Linked DNA regions of Homo sapiens: region 2 is linked to region 1. A link is an interaction called in ENCODE POLR2A ChIA-PET data of the cell type or tissue named here. Cell type or tissue: PC-9. All regions are shown on one strand.

Region 1 (2,500 bases):
TGCCAGGCCTCCCACTGTCCTGACTTCTCAGCCTTCTTTTGAGGCGGCCCCGCCCCAAGCCAGCACCTGCCCATGCAGTCCCATGGGTGGCTCCAAGAAGACACTGAAGAAGGGGAGAGTTGAGGTGATGCCTCAGGGACCTCTGAGCAAGCACCCAGGCCTCTCCTGCCAGCTTCCTCAACTGACAAATGGAGCTCACAGAAGATTCCATCACAATTAGATGAGCTAGTGTATAGACAAGAGCTTTACATGGGGCTGTCACTCAGTGCTTAAGCCGGGTGTGGTGGTTCATGCCTGTAATCCAGCGCTCTGGGAGGCCAGGAGTTTGAGAGCAGCCTGGGCAACATAGTGAGACTCTGTCTCAAAAAAAATTTAAAAATGTGGGGCCGGGCGCAGTGGCTCACGCCTGTAATCCCAGCACTTTGGCAGGCCAAGGCAGGTGGACCACCTGAGGTCAGGAGTTCAAGACCAGCCTGACCAACATGGAGAAACCCTGTCTCTGCTAAAAATGCAAAATTAGCTGGGAGTGGTGGCGCATGCCTGTAATCTCAGCTACTCAGGAGGCTGAGGCAGGAGAATTGCTTGAATCTGGGAGGCGGAGGTTGCGGTGAACCCAGATGGAGCCACTGCACTCCAGCTTGGGCAACAAGAGTGAAATTCCATCTCAAAAAAAAAAAAAAAAAAAAAATTTGGCCGGGCGTGGTGGCTCACACCTGTAATCCTAGCACTTTGAGAAGCCAAGGCAGGCAGATTACCTGAGGTCAGGAGTTCGAGACCAGCCTGGTCAACATGGTGAAACCCTGTCTCTACTAAAAACACGAAAATTAGCTGGGCATGGTGGCACACGCCTATAGTCCCAGCTACTTGGAGGGCTGAGGCAGGAGAATCGCTTGAACCTGGGAGGCGGAGGTTGCAGTGAGCTGAGATCGCGCCACTGCACTCTAGCCTAGGTGACAGAGTGAGACTCTGTCTCAAAAAAAAAAAAAAAGTGCTTTGCAAGAACTAGAAAATTAAAAAAAAAAAAAAAGTACCTCTACTACCCCAACATAGAAAAACGTACTGATTTATAATTCCTACTCTCTGACTTGCGTTAAGCCCCTGAAGCACTTCTGGGTTACTATCCCGCCCCCCTGGTCAGAGTCTGAGTCCCACAAATAGCCCAGGCAAAACAGGGCTCAGGGCACGATTCCCTGCCCGCCCCGTCCCAGCCATGCGTGAACTACAAACCCCAGAAGGCAACGCGCACCACGTCCGTCTCACCTGACCCAGAGGCACCGCGAGCGGCACAGCTCGCTCCATCTCCAGAACTACAAGTCCCAGAGTGCTCCGCGCGCGACGCAACCTCACGAGGCCTTACGTGCCTAGAGCGGTTCCTCTCCGTGGCGCCCTACCGCCTTCGGCGCGAAGGTGGCTGGTGCGTACCGTCCCGAACCCTAGGAGCCGAGGTGAGCGCCGCGAAGACCCCCGACATTAAGAAGTGGTGTCCACCGCAGCCCCCTTAAGCCGGATACCCTCCCCCACCCCGAGGAGCAAGCCTGCCTTCCGCCACGCGCCGCCCGTCTTCCGCGCCCGCGCAGAACCTCGCGGCTGTGCCCGCCTAAAGCCACGCCCATCCTCTCTTGGCCACGCCCTCAGAGACTCCTCCCCTGTCGCCCAGATCCCACCCGCAGGACCCCAAAACCCAATGATCCTGCAGCAGCCCTTGCAGCGAGGCCCCCAGGGAGGGGCCCAGCGCCTCCCGCGGGCCGCCTTGGGGGTGACTTGGGGCCTGGACGCCAGGTGCGTGTAGGGGACCAGGGTGGGCCTGACCAAGGGCCGCAGGAGCTTTGGCTGGGTGCTCAGGACTGGTCTGCAGGATGAATACGGGGTGGGGCGAATCGGCGGGGCTTAGGCGTGAGCTGAGATGGGACTGGGGCTGCGGCTGAGGGTCGAGACTTCCGAGGTACCCTGCTGGATGGTCCAGGAGAGCGGGGACCGGCACCAGCTGAGACAGGAATGGGCTTGGGGCTCCTGGCTGATGCTGCAGGCTTAGGCGGGCAGATCCTTGGGAAGGGGCCAAGAGGGTGGGGTGCACCAGGCTCTCTTTTTTTCCCAGCTCCCCTCTCCGAGGAGCTGTGCCCATGAGCACCAAGCGGCGCCTGGAGGAGGAGCAGTGAGTTTGGGGGCAGGGAGGGACTCCCAACAAGATCTCTGTCACCTCTGGTCCCCAACAGGCTGCCTCCTGTGTCAGTATCCCAGCCTGCCTCTCTGCCATCTCTCCCCAGGGAGCCTCTGCGCAAGCAGTTTCTGTCTGAGGAGAACATGGCCACCCACTTCTCTCAACTCAGCCTGCACAATGACCACCCCTACTGCAGCCCCCCCATGACCTTCTCCCCAGCCCTGCCCCCACTCAGGTAGGTTCCTCCACTGGCCAGGCCTTCTGCAGAATCACAGGCGGTCCTCACAGCTGACCTCAGGCCCTGCCTCATCGTGCCATTTTTAGCTCTAGCTGACCTCTGGG
Region 2 (2,500 bases), 1.4 Mb before region 1:
TGGTGCCACCCACCTGTACTGGCAGCTACTAGGGAGGCTGAGGCAGGGGAATCGCTTGAACCCAGGAGGTGGAGGTTGCAGTGAGCTGAGATTGTGCCACTGCACTCTAGCCTAGGCGACAAGAGCAACACTCCGTCTCAAAACAAACAAAACAAAACAAAACAAAACAAAAAAACCAAAGACGAGGAGAGGATTTGGAAAATGAAGTTCAGTTGCAGATTTCACAAACTAGGAAAGCTCTTTCTTCTCAGTGCCCATTGGGGCTATAAACAGGTTAGGTGCACTGGCCCTGGCTGGGAACAAGGCTCACCCAACCTGTGTCCTGCTGGTCACTCAGTGATCAGGGCAGGAGGGGTTGGTGCCTCTGGCTGGCCACTCCTTACCCTCTGGTTGAATGCCAGGTCACCCTCGCATAAGGGCCCAGCCCATGGGAGTCCTGCTCACCTGGCGGGCCAAGTCTGGTGGTAACAGTAGCCCTTTGGTACCACCATTTATTATAGTTTGCAAAGCTGGCCAGGCGCAGTGGCTTACGCCTGTAATCCCAGCACTTTGGGAAGCCGAGGTGGGCAGACCACCAGTTCAGGAGTTTGAGACCAGCCTGGCCAGCATGGTGTGAAACCCCATCTCTACTAAAAATACAAAAATTAGCCAGCCTGGCGTGGTGGTGCACGCCTGTAATCCCAGCTACTCGGGAGGCTGAGGCAGAAGAATCGCTTGAACCCAGGAGGCAGAGGTTGCAGTGAGCCGAGATCGTGGCACTGCACTCCAGCCTGGGTGACAGAGCAAGACCCCGTCTCAAAAAAAAAAGGCCGGGCACGGTGGCTTACGCCTGTAATCCCAGCACTTTGGGAGGCCGAGGAGGGCGGATCACGAGGTTCAGGAGATCGAGACCATCATGGCTAACTTGGTGAAACCCCTGTCTCTACTAAAAATACAAAAACTTAGCCGGGTGTGGCGGCAGGCGCCTGTAGTCCCAGCTACTCGGGAGGCTGAGGCAGGAGAATGGTGTGAACCCGGGAGGTGGAGCTTGTGGTGAGCCAAGATTGCGCCACTGCACTCCAGCCTGGGCGACAGAGCGAGACTCCATCTCAAAAAAAAAAAAAAAAAAAAACCTGCAGTCAGGGATATCTCCTGCTCCGGTCTGTGCGCTCTGTGCCCTCGAGCTCCCAGGTGATCTGAACAGGAAGCTGCACTGGCCCCTGTCTCTAGGTAAGGAGGATAGGACCCAAGCATTCCACAGGCCACACCCAGACAGTTGCCAGCCTCCCCATCTACAAAACCTCAGCCTGGAAGTTTGCGAGTCATTCATTCATTCAGGATTTATGAAGCATTTATCATGGACGTGCTGCTCTAGGCCAGCCGTTGGTGTCTGGTTAATCAGGATTCCTGGTAAGTGAGTTGGTATTTGGAGTATCTACTCAGAGGTGGACGTTCCAGCTTCCAGGAATCTAGGATATGACAGAGTACTTCAGGCTGGTGCCTCCAGATTAGCGGAGACCCTGGGCTCCAGCCACACTCTCTGTAGCAGCTTTCAGAGTCCTTTTCCTTTGTCCCTTCTCTGTCATCCTAGCGCTGAGAGAGCTGGGCAGGCCCAGGTTCTTAGCCCCATTCTAGGAATGCAGCAACCCAGGCTCAGAGAGCCTCAACAGCCTGCCCTAGGTGGCAGTACCCGGATTCCATCCCGTTTCCTGACTCAATTCCACTGCTGCCTCTGTGCTACCACAAATAGCAAGACTTGTCTTAGCTATGCCCGAGTGCTGGAGTGTGCAGCTGACTGCTGGGAAGAACCAGCTTGGACCCTTTGGAGAGGGGCTCTGTCCCTGCCCCTGTCTGCCCTCGGGACATATACCAGCTCACGTCTCTGCCCCACAGGCTTGCCCACAGGTGACGTTCCCATGGATGGCATGTCCGTGTCTGACCTGGGTCCTGTGGTGCTCAGCCTTTTGAAGATGCCAGAAAAATACGTCGGCCAGAACATCGGGCTGAGCACTTGCAGGCACACGGCCGAGGAGTACGCTGCCCTGCTCACCAAGCACACCCGCAAGGTCGTGCACGATGCCAAGGTGGGCCTCCCGCCCCAGGTGACTCAGGCATCCTTGTCAGGGCTTTCTAGCTCCCGTAGGGAGGGTGTGTCCAGGGCTGCCCACACCTCTGGGCAGTACATCTAAATTCATTCGTTCATCGTCAACGTTTATTTTCTGCTGTTCCAGGAGCTAACTGGCCACAGAGTGAAATTTCTGGCTTAGATGTTTTGACCAAATAGAGAGAAAAGCTTCCAGGAGGAGAGGGCCATAGGAGCCAAGGCAAGGAGGGGTGAAAATGCAGGCCCTGCCGGGCTCCTCTGTGGGAGGGAATTTGAAGAGAAAAGAGTCTGGAAAGATAGACCCGACCCCTCCCCTGTGGGAGGGGATTTAAAGGGAAAGAGGCTAGAAAGATAGGGCCGACCCCTGCCCCCATTGGCCTGGCTGGGTGGGCAGGAGGCCTACTGGACAGACTCTTG

The links. ChIA-PET counts read pairs that join two places held together with the same protein. Peaks named below come from ENCODE experiments on the same cell type or tissue, not always from the same donor. Only the 100,000 strongest peaks of a DNase experiment are listed, where the experiment ranks them.
Region 2: POLR2A ChIA-PET joins it to region 1 with 13 read pairs; 3 of 35 experiments call an interaction of 5 or more read pairs at or near these places.

The regions. Positions count from the first base shown.
Region 1 is chr16:3,023,126-3,025,625 of GRCh38, reverse strand. It overlaps HCFC1R1 (host cell factor C1 regulator 1), which reads left to right and starts at 1,684. Exons shown (of 4, transcript NM_017885.4): 1 at 1,684-1,779; 2 at 2,096-2,152; 3 at 2,265-2,393. The coding sequence starts at 1,685. It overlaps THOC6 (THO complex subunit 6), which reads right to left and starts at 1,591. Exons shown (of 13, transcript NM_024339.5): 1 at 1,261-1,591. The coding sequence starts at 1,299. RefSeq lists enhancers at 1,269-1,578, 968-1,611, 1,612-2,256, 2,239-2,338 and a silencer at 1,649-1,848. In PC-9, no CTCF peak of the experiment used is centred here; DNase peaks (open chromatin) are centred at 1,315 and 2,145; H3K4me3 peaks cover 1,808 bases; H3K27ac peaks cover 1,554 bases.
Region 2 is chr16:4,463,223-4,465,722 of GRCh38, reverse strand. It overlaps NMRAL1 (NmrA like redox sensor 1), which reads left to right. Exons shown (of 6, transcript NM_020677.6): 5 at 1,873-2,063. Among named protein-coding and RNA genes, the nearest start is that of NMRAL1, 10 kb to the left of the region's middle. In PC-9, no CTCF peak of the experiment used is centred here; a DNase peak (open chromatin) is centred at 1,272; H3K27ac peaks cover 2,500 bases.